2 separate regions of the Homo sapiens genome follow, and region 1 is linked to region 2. A link is a contact called in ENCODE Hi-C or POLR2A ChIA-PET data. All regions are on one chromosome and are shown on one strand. Each heading gives the region's core, a stretch centred on a gene start or an enhancer-like site at or near the end of the contact. The rest is flanking DNA. Distances are from core to core; before and after follow the strand shown.

Evidence for each region. Hi-C counts contacts between places; a loop is a spot of excess contacts on that map. ChIA-PET counts read pairs that join two places held with the same protein, here RNA polymerase II (POLR2A). Pooled maps may share reads with other maps.
Region 1: a pooled map shows a loop between it and region 2 (5-fold over the local background). The contact joins the enhancer-like site here to the promoter of TRUB1 in region 2. A Hi-C loop is called at or near these places in 1 of 168 maps with a recorded cell type or tissue (B cell), 1 of 37 single-sample maps with no recorded cell type and 9 of 50 pooled maps. POLR2A ChIA-PET finds 5 or more read pairs at or near these places in 1 of 52 experiments (activated T-cell).

What each region holds. Positions count from the first base shown.
Region 1 is chr10:114,488,639-114,493,813 of GRCh38, reverse strand. ABLIM1 (actin binding LIM protein 1) reads left to right here. Exons shown (of 23, transcript NM_002313.7): 7 at 1,936-2,023. Among named protein-coding and RNA genes, the nearest start is that of AFAP1L2, 87 kb to the right of the region's middle. RefSeq lists enhancers at 3,495-3,994, 4,904-5,175. Within about 2 kb of position 1,699, at least 8 of the 41 ENCODE cell types and tissues checked have a DNase peak (open chromatin) inside an H3K27ac peak, as active enhancers do.
Region 2 is chr10:114,935,713-114,941,224 of GRCh38, reverse strand. It overlaps TRUB1 (TruB pseudouridine synthase family member 1), which reads right to left and starts at 3,030. Exons shown (of 8, transcript NM_139169.5): 1 at 2,686-3,030. The coding sequence starts at 2,971. RefSeq lists an enhancer at 2,659-3,198.

The DNA of each region.
Region 1 (5,175 bases), core at 450-2,949, 450 kb after region 2:
TTACAATATTTAGTTTCTCCATCTAGAAATATCATACATTTTTATTTAGGTCTTTTATGTTCATCAGTTAAGTTCCATAATTTGCTTTGTGTAGATCTTGCATTGGAGGGTTTATTAGTTGTTATTACAAATGGGATCCCATTTTCCCATTACATTTACTTAATTTTTATTGCTAGTGAATAGGAAATAATGGTTTTTATATGTTAATTTTTTATCTAGCCATATGACTTAATTTTTGTATTCGTGATCTTTATACTTATTTTTCTTGACATCACATTGGCCAGGAGGAAAATGATGTAGAATGATATTGGTAAAAGTGTACACCTTTGTCTTGTTCCTGTCTTTAATGAGAATGCCTCGAACGTTTCACCACTAAATATGATAAATACACTTGATCAGCTTGAAGACATTTCTTTCTATTTGTAGCTTACCAGGAGGTATGCTTTTCACTGCAGACGACACCATGGTCTTGCCAAGGGGCCTTTATTTTTTCACTTAACATTTTCCTTAAGAGTCCAGAGATTGCCCGGACTAACTTGGGCCTCCCAGCACTGGCATCCTAGCTGAGCGAACCTGGTTTAGAACTGAGCACTTAGGACTGAGTAATGTCTTCTTTCTTCCTCCTTTCTGCTCACATTTGACTTCAGATGTCCTACAGGCAGGAGCTACTTTGTGTTGATATTTCCCGCCTTCTCTCGCCACTCTCCTCCAGCCCTACCCTTCCTTCTGCAGAAAAGTAAAAAATTTTACAAATAAATAAAAAGTAGCATGTGGACGAGGACAAGAGCACCACTTCTGGAATTTTCTGGCAGGCACCACTGAAAAGATTTTTATTCCTAACTTCTAATTTAAATAACTTCAATTTTTTTTTCCACCTGATTATCTTAAAGGGCTAACCACCACCTCACGTGCTGGTTGCTAAGTGGATCTTGTAGTTTTTACAGGAAAGTATGAGAAAGGAATTACCACGTGACATCTGATTTCCTGTTGCAGTTTCATGCAGGTTCTGATGCAGGATACAGTCATTTTTAACTCTTTCTCGGCCACTGCCTTGTACATGGTTAATGCAGAATAAATGTTTTGATGGTGGATTGATGGAAATGATTTAATCAGAGTCCATCTGAGAGTTCTTAGGTGGTGATGATTTTTTGCTAGGCTGTGAACGAAAGGATTTGTTCTTGTCAAGCATGTATGTGGAGCATGACTCTAATGTGATTTGGCACCTGTCTAGAAAATTGTCCCTGTATCCAGTGACACTTTGCTTTGGGGAAGTCAACACCTGCTGTGATGGCATCTGTCATATTTAGGAATGTGAAATGCACATGAATAATGCACAGCCACCTTAGTAAAATGCCTTCTCCAGAAAACTCTTCATGTAAGCCACTGGCAAAAGATTGTTGCAAGCTGCATAGAGGAGACTTAGGGCCCCCCTTGAGATAAAAACAGTGGATGATGTATTTTACTATAGCTTTTCTCACCTTGATGCCATTGGGGTAGATTTTATTATTTTCAGATTGTTTAGCCAAGAAAGCAAGAACCTGCTAAATATAAGGGTCATTTATTTTTGGTTGGTTTGTTAGAAACAGCATTAGCTCCCAACAAGGTGGGGTTTTGGGGAGATGGAGTGACTCATCTCAGGCATATGGTGTGTTAGTGGCAGCCATCCAGGTCAAGAGGGAGACATAGAAGCCAGAAACACCGAGAGGCAAGGCAGCCCCACCAGGCAGCCACGAGTAGCTGGCCTTGGAGCCCCTCCCGATTTCAGTGAAGTTGGCTTTAGCTTCCGGGGCTGTTGGTGTAGGAAGTTTGGTCAATTAGACAATTATTTTTCCTTTTTCAGCATCCTCTCTTTTCTTCTAAATCATCAAGTCCAGAAAAGATTCTGGAATCCATGACAAGGAGCAGACTCAACGTTCCCTACCTTTTCTCTTGCAGGCAGGTGACAAACATTACCACCCCAGCTGTGCACGATGCAGCAGATGCAACCAGATGTTCACAGAAGGAGAGGAAATGTATCTTCAAGGTGAGGTGGACTCAAGAACACTAGAAGTTTTCCTTGCTGGGGGAAAGGAAATCTTGCTATGTTTGTTTGATTGTTTTTAGAGAAGGAGGCATGTTATTAGCTGTGAGGCTACCCAAATCCAAGAAGATTATGGCCAAAAGTTACCTCATCAGTTAGTATTAATCAGCCAAGCAGTTGACATGCTGGCAGTGAGCCCCTCAGGCTGTTCACGAATGAACTTGTGATGCTGCCTTAATCAAATGAATGGAACTCGACATTTGATGGCTCGGATGTGAGGGAAGAGTGAAAATCAGCAATATCTCCTCTCCAACTCTCCCCAGGAATATGCTTAGGAAACAAAAGATTAAAATAATTTCTAGAAATTTCTAGAAATGTTACTTATTTGATGGCTACTTTTTTTCTCCTTTTACTCTCCTGTGAGAAGGGCTTTTTGAGGCCTCCCAGGCTGCTGTTCTCTGGGTTTTCAAAAAGAAAATCTCATATTTGATGAATTACGTCACAGACTTGTTTCACCCCATTAAGTTGATTAGCTCTTATATTGAGAGAGAGAGAGACAGAGAGAGAATAGGAGATAACAAGAGAGAACCCACTCTCTGAAAGAGAAATTTCTGGTGTCAAAGAGGTACTTTTTACCAGGGAGCCATTGGAATCCCAGCACTTTGGGAAGCTGAGTTGGGAAGACTGCTTGAACCGAGGAGTTCAAGACCATCCTGGGCAACATAGGGAATCCTCAACTCTATTTTATATATATATATAAAATAGACCATATATATATATACACACACACACACACACACACACACACACACACACACATATATATGCCGGGCGTGGTGGCTCACACCTGTAATCCCAGCTCTCAGGGAGGCAGAGGCGGGAGGATAGCTTGAGCTGAGGAATTCAAGACGTGCCTGGGCAATATAGCGAGACCCCGTTCTCCACAAAAAGGAAGAAAAAAAACAAAAAAGACAAAAAAAATAAGCATACATATATATATAAAGGACCATATATATATGATCATAGTTTTTATGAAACTGATTATATATATATATATATGATCAGTTTTTATGTTCTCTGAAATTCTGGAACTTCTCAGAGAGGCTTTGAGAGAGGATTCTCTTCTAGTCAAACAGCACCATCTGTGTAAGCATTTTACTGTTTTTAGCTGGAAAAGAGTTATTAATCAAACAAGGGTTTATTAATAAAATTAGCAAAACCCATAAGAGCTATTGCTCGTTCCGTTGTGGTAATTACTGGGTCTCAACTACCTGTGCATGTCATTTCTTGATTTCTCTTTGCACATGGCACTATGTGTACCTGTAATGAGTTGTTCACTTTGCTCTCTCAATTTTGTTTTTAGGCAACTTAGGAAAGTCTACAGAAAGGATTCTTGAGTATTAAAGCAAAGCCTGGCTACTCTCCCCTTAAAAAAGGCTAGCTACATGAGAAATTGACAACCCAAACTTCTTTTTGGCTTTAGAATGATCACTCTGAAAAACTGTGATTAAAAACATCACGGAATTTTGAAAGGCCTTATGAAGGCAAGTGACAAGCACCCGCATCTGTGGCCTCATGCGGGATTTATATGACACGTTTTCCCAAGGACAACAGGCCTTACATCTGCAGTGGCAATAGGCAGGTGTCACTTTGCATTTCTCAGCACAAAGCAGATTTATTCTTTATTTGGTCTGTGGGCTTAGATTTTAGCATGTCAATTCTAGCACTCAAAAGCAAAGACACAGGAGTGCCAATCAACCCTGTCTCTGCTAGAAACAGACTCAGAGGCTCCGGGTGCAGCTCTGCAATTCAGAGTGGTTCTGGAGGCTGGAGAGAGAAGGTTTCAAGCAGTGCACAAATGCAGCACATTCGGGCTACAAATAAATGGCTATCTGTTGAGGCTGCATTTGGAATTCCAGGGATTGCTCTAAACCTTCTGGAGTTGTGCTTCCGTAGCCTTTGTGTGCCCTCTCGGCACATCTTTGAAGAAAGAGCAGTTTCATCTTCTTCAGCATCTGATGTTCTGTCCGAGTCACATTCCTTGTGTGCCTGACCTCTGGAGAACAATAGTGCCATTGTGCGCAGACCCGGTGTCCTGGCCAGTGACTCCTGCTCAGCAGAACCTTCACGGCGAATGCTTCTCCTGAGCCTGCACCTGACCCCTGGGCCCTCTGCATTCAGAGGATTTCCTGTGCTTTGTAGTTAGCCTTTGAGCCAGAGTTAGTGCTGAAGGGACCTATACGTCTGTCTGCTTTTTGTTTGAATTTTTTGTTTGTTTATTTTGGCCCTGGGTTAAGAAGATGGAAAAAATGATTGTTAAATAAGGATTAAAGTATTATGCTGATATAAAATGTATTTTTTCTTGCCATTAATTTGATATTAGTTAAGCTCAGTGGTGTGAAATAACTCATGAGTTATTTTAATTTGGTTACTTTTCAAGTATGCACAGGTTGTTGCTTAAAAGAGATAAAGATTTTGGCCAGGTGTGGTGGCTCACGCCTGTAATCTCAACACTTTGGTAGGCCGAGGTGGGTGGATCGCTTGAGGTCAGGAGTTCCAAAGAGCCTGGCCAATATGGCGAAAACCTGTCTTTACTAAAAGTACAAAAATCACCCAGGCATGGTGGTGCATGCCTGTAACCCCAGCTACTTGGGAGGCTGAGGCAGGAGAATCGCTTGAACCTGAGAGGCAGAGGTTGCAGCAAGCTGAGATTGTGCCACTTGCACTCCAGCCTGGGAGACAGAGCAAGACTCTGTCTCAAAAGAAAAAAAAATGAGGTAAAGATTTAAGTCATGAAATGTGGAAACTCTGATATTCATACTGTGAATTTTATTTATGTAATTTATGCTTTCAACATAGTAACTTTATTTTCTTAAGTCTTCTTAAGTGCTCATTTAAGTTCTGTCCATCCCCACACTTGAATGTGTCCTTACATGGACATATCAGCCTTACTCATAATCATATAAATGACATATTTGATATGTATCTAGTCATACAAAATCATATGAGCAGGCATTGGATTCTTATAAGAGCTTCTATTGGAGATAAGTGTTTTGTTTAATTCTGTGATGCTGGTACCACGCATTAAAGTGCTTCATAATATGAGAAAGTGAGACTGTTGACTCAGGAACAGAAAATAACACCTAAATAGTTAC
Region 2 (5,512 bases), core at 1,781-4,280:
TGGCTATTAGACTTCAAGTGAGAAAGAAGAGAAAAGCAGGAACTGCTACATTGATCTATACCTGCCCCCAAGCCCATCAAACCTTCCTTATCAACACTGACACTGAGCAGAAAGAAAATAAAGCAAAGAAAACGAAACGAGTGGACAGAGAAGGGAGGAGGGAAAACAAAGCAACAGTGGAAATGCAGAAGCCAGATTAAATGGCCAAAAGGATATGCTGGGTGGCTCGGCCTCCCAACAAAATTACCACTCTACTGAGTCAGAACCATGGTCTCTGGAACACCCTGGCGTCATTCCCTAATTATGACATCACCATACTTAGAAGGGTATGGTTGTCTGCTTTGACATAAACTTCTAAGGCCAGACCTCAGTTTCAAACCCTTGATCTGTCACTTGCAATCCATCATGGATCTCTCACTCATAAATTAACAGAAACCTTTTGGGGAACTCTTTACATTTTCAACTTGACACCCCTTGGAGTAAGAAGGCCCCATAAATATACTATCTTCCCTTTGTGCCCAAATATACCTCCTTCTAACTTGCAGACGTACTGCCTCTACTATATAAAGTGGGGAATTTGGTTCACCCCACTGAACTAAGTATTCGTGGATTTTTATTATTTTCTAGCTATAAAATTCTGGTACACTTAGGGCTTTGAAGGATCCCAACAGACAAACAGTAGAGATTGTAGCATAATAGGAATCAATGCAAAGAAAGACAAGGAATGGTATTAGAGGACACAACCACTGATCATGGTTGTCAAACATGGCATTAGAATGTAGGTATCTTTAAGAACCTTCCCAAGGCCGGGAGTGGTGGCTCATGCCTGTAATCCCAGCATTTTGGGAGGCTGAGGCGGGCAGATCACCTGAGGTCGGGAGTTCGAGCCCAGCCTGACCAACATGGAGAAACCCCGTCTCTACCAAAAATACAAAATTAGCTGGGCATGGTGGTGCATGCCTGTAATCCCAGCTACTTGGGAGGCTGAGGCAGGAGAATCACTTGAACCCAGGAGGGGAAGGTTGCAGTGAGCCGAGATCTTGCCATTGCACTCCAGCCTGGGCAACAACAGCGAAACTCCATCTCAAAAACAAAAACAAAAACAAAAACTTCCCAAGCAATTCTGACAGCCAATTACAATGACATTTGGAAAGCCCTAGCCTAACTAACATAAATACAAAATAGGCCAATCACAAGCAATATAGAAATCGAGGATAATGAGAATGTCTCTAGCTAAAGGTTCTAGCCTAGCAAGAGCCTTGAAACATTTTAACCAAGATTCAACAAGAAACTTCAGTTCTTAGAGGCAGATTAGCCAGAAGGCCAGAATATGGCTTTGTCAGAAACTTGTCTGAAAGAATGGTAATCATTACCTTAAGGATAAAAAAAAAAAAAAAAGAAAAGAAACCCAGAGTTTAGCTAACAAATCAGGAAAGCAGCAGTTCTATGAAGGAAAACTAAAAAACTATGATGATACCACAATACATATCCTTGATGCAATTCCTCACTTTGACGTCCTCTGTATGACCCATACTTTCAGGCAACAAAGCAAAACTTTAATAAAAGAATAAGTAGTCGTGATACTGGAATTAAACATCTGCAGGAGTGTACCTATTTGCCCATAAACACTTAAATCTGTACTGTCAGTTATAATTCCCATCAGAATAATTTGTTTTTGCATTTTTTTAAAGTGTAAAGTTTTCCATGGGACACTAAACAATGTAAGAAAGTCCCTGTTACTGGTTTAATGGCGAGACAGAATACGGCCAAACTCTGGAGGGCCTTGAATAACCTAACTAACTAGTTTTACCACCACAAGGTGCAGAAATTACTAGGCTATCAGCTCAGTTAAGGTAAGAGAGTTATCTTTCATCTTCAAGTCTCTATAGGCTAGCACAGACCTGGCTTATTGTATATGTCCAATGAACTTAAGGATCCTGGATGCTTTATGTGTGAAATCATCCGAGCTGATTAACGGGGTGATTCTCTAGGCTTTTCTACTATTTTCCCAGTGTACGTGAATAAACGAATCAATAAAATGAACACTCTCAGCTTAGTGGCCAAGTTATATTTAGTGTTCCTCAAATGTGGTCCATAAACTACTTACACTGGAATCACCTGGAGCAACTATTTAGAATTGCAGTTTCCTAAAAATACCCCGAACTCTCCGAATCACAATCTCGGACAGGGCAGGGATTAGGAATCTGTATTTGTACAAGAGACTCTAAGTAATTGTTAGGCCCATTAAAATGTGAAAACGACTATATTAAGTCTTGGTTAACGAAGTATATCTGCATTTCCAATACATTTTGAGGAATGCAACTTTAGGGGTGCAGAACCAGTACTTCCTTTTGGGGTTCATCCACATGAACCCAACAAAAGCCTCCTGAGGGATCGATCAGATTACAGAAAACAGGTCTGCACGCCCAAGGGCAGGGTTTTATTGTGTAAGTACGGGATTTTTTTCCTCCCGTTGAGAACTACAACTGCCAAGTAGGCTACAAGAGTTCGTGCCAGGGCAAGTCCAAGCCCGAGATGCCCGAGATTCCTGTCCAGAGCTAATTCAATGGTCAGTCTCCCTTTCCCCTCCTTTTGTCTCTTGAATCACGAGCGTCGCAAAAAGCCTAATGTGCTTCCCCTCTCGCAGCGACCGCCTCAGCCTGGTCCCCACCCGGGCTGCAGTACCTGCCAGCAGCTTCTCCTTCAACCGATTCAGCAGCTCGGCTGAAGTGGGCCCTTTGGGCTTGTGCACGGCGAACACGCCGCTCAAGGACAGCAGCTTGGTAGCCAAAGCGGCCTTGGAGACCCTGGCTTCGGATCCGGTCCTGGCCGCGGCCGCAACCACCGCGGCTGCAGCCCTTGCTGACGGGGTCGCAGCCATTGCTGCGACCGTTCCTGCAGTTTCAAGGACAGGGGATGTGTCTGTTTTCAAAGACGGCGAAGACACCACCGCCGCCTCAGAAGCGGCCATACTTTTGTAGCCCAGACCTGTTTCATCGTGGAGGTGCACGCTGATGATGCAACAAGAGTGCGCCTGACAGGACCCTCTTCCTCATACCGCGAAGCTGCGCAGAACGGAGAGGTCGCACGGACTTGTGGGAATTGTAGTCCATGGCCTTCCCATATAGACCAAGAGCTTGCTGTGCCCTTGGACTTTAAATAGAAAATTTTAAATGTTGACTTTTCCTGAGGCTTGTGAAGATCCATGGCTTCCTGGGCTCACTGCTTCATTGATTGTATTGTGCTCTTACATTCAGGTTCAGAATTAGAAGACATCCAAATGTGAGCTCTATTAGAGCAAGGAACTTATGTACCACGTTAACTGAGACATTCCCAAATGCCTCACATGTTGTAGGCACTTAAATAAATATTTGAAAACGTATAAATAAGTATGAATTCTTCAAATTCCCCGAAGAAACCAAGCCAATGGTAAATCACTTGTGCTTATTTTGATGCTCTTCATGCACTCCTGTTCACCCTCCCCAAACCCCCACTGACCCCACTACAATTTTTAATAATTCTGATTTTGAATATCAGCTCTTCTGTGGGTTGAATTCCTTAGTACACTTTGTTTAGATATCAAAAGGTATTCTTGCAATTCATAAACTTTAAACCACTTCCCATTTGAGACCTTCTCCCTAAAAGTTATTCACTCCCTAACAAGATTGAGGAATATTGTTTTGATTCCAGCACAAGGCAGAGTGGAGAAAAATTACTTCTGCACCAGAAACATTAAATGCTATCATAACTATTGTGAGACAGATAAAGTTTGCCCTCATTGTTTTTTAGGTTTCTTTACAACCACTCTTTGTCCTCATCATACTCTTGGACTTTAATATCTAGTATTTTAGTGATGCCCCTTAGCTGCTCACAATCACCAGTTATGGGGTCCCATTTGAACTTGCACCCATTCGTGCAACAGACACATGGCAGAACAATTTATTAAAAGGAAAAAAAAATCTTTGAGGGAGTTTTTTCAGGGTGGAAAGCTGAAACTCCTAGAAGGAAGTCACTTACTCTTGTGGTCTATTATAAAAGCCTAAGCTAACTGAAAAGATTGGCATATCACAGGATTAGTGGACACCTGGCCCTGCTTCAAGATGTTAATTTTTCCACAAAGATGTTGTGACTTCAGAAGGGATGACTGCACCCAAAGGAGCATGGTGTCCATTAGCCTCAGGAAAGAGTTCTCTATTCTTGTGCCATGGAAGCAGAGAGCCAGGGACTTGCAGGGAAGGTTGCAAGGCTTGATCAATGATGACTTGGATGACTCCAAGGCACTTGGAGATTAGAGGCCTTTTCCCAATTGTCCGGACATCAGCAAGCCTCCCTATTTCTCTTGTGGCTCTGGGGGTGAGGGATGCAGAGGGAGAACAGAACTAGGGGTAACATATGATGCTTATATTTGAATTTTCCATCAGCCCAGTGTAGGACCAGAGTTAATCTGATTTAAAGAAAATGAAGAAATGTATATTTCTTGCATGTTTGATTTCTGGGATGCTAGGACACAACAAAATTAATGCTACTCTGCTATTATATCGGCATTCTTGGGATCAGAAGCACCAAGCTTTGTTTTTCTAAGGTAATCAACATCTCCCACATTGGGCAGGCCTTGAATTCACAGGTTTTTTTTGCTCCAATACATGTATGAGTTTGGGCTCTTTGGTCAACAGAAAACTGATTCATACCAGCTTGGGGGCACAGGGGGAGAAGATTTATCAGAAATACACTGACACACTATTCAGAACCTAGAAAGTTCTCTGTCTCTAGCTGCACATCCTTCTTTTATGCTACTCACTTGTGTCTTTTTTTTTTTTTTTTTTTTTTTTGAGACAGAGTTTCACTCTTGTTGCCCAGGCTGGAGTGCAGTGGCACAATCTCAGCTCACTGCAACCTCCGCCTCCCGGGTTCAAATGATTCTCCTGCCTCAGACTCCTGAGTAGGTGGGATTACAGGCATGTGGCACCATGCCCAGCTAATTTTGTATTTTTAGTAGGGACGGGGTTTCTCCATGTTGGTCAGGCTGGTCATGAACTCCCAACCTCAGGTGATCCGCCTGCCTCGGCCTCCCAAAGTGCTGGGATTACAGGCACGAGCCATCACGCCTGGCCCACTTGTGTCTTTATTCCTCTTTCCTGTTTCTAACAGGCCTTTTATTCTAACTCTTCATTCCACATCCTTGTTTTAAACCATCCTATTTTGATCCAATTCCAAAAATCTTCTGGATGAAGTCACTCCTGACCACCTACAGAACATAATACCTCCCTCTTTCTATCCCTCTACCATGGCACTTTCCTAGCTAACTTTCTGGCTTTATTTTTTTCCATGGCACATCTCACCTGACATACCATGAAAATGATTCGGATGTTGGTTCCCTCCAAATCTCATGTTGAAACGTGATTCCCAGTGTTGGAGGTTGGGCCTGGTGGTAGGTGATTGGATCACAGGAGTGGACCCCTCATGAATGGTTTAGCTCCCAGTGTTGGAGGTTGGGCCTGGTGGTAGGTGATTG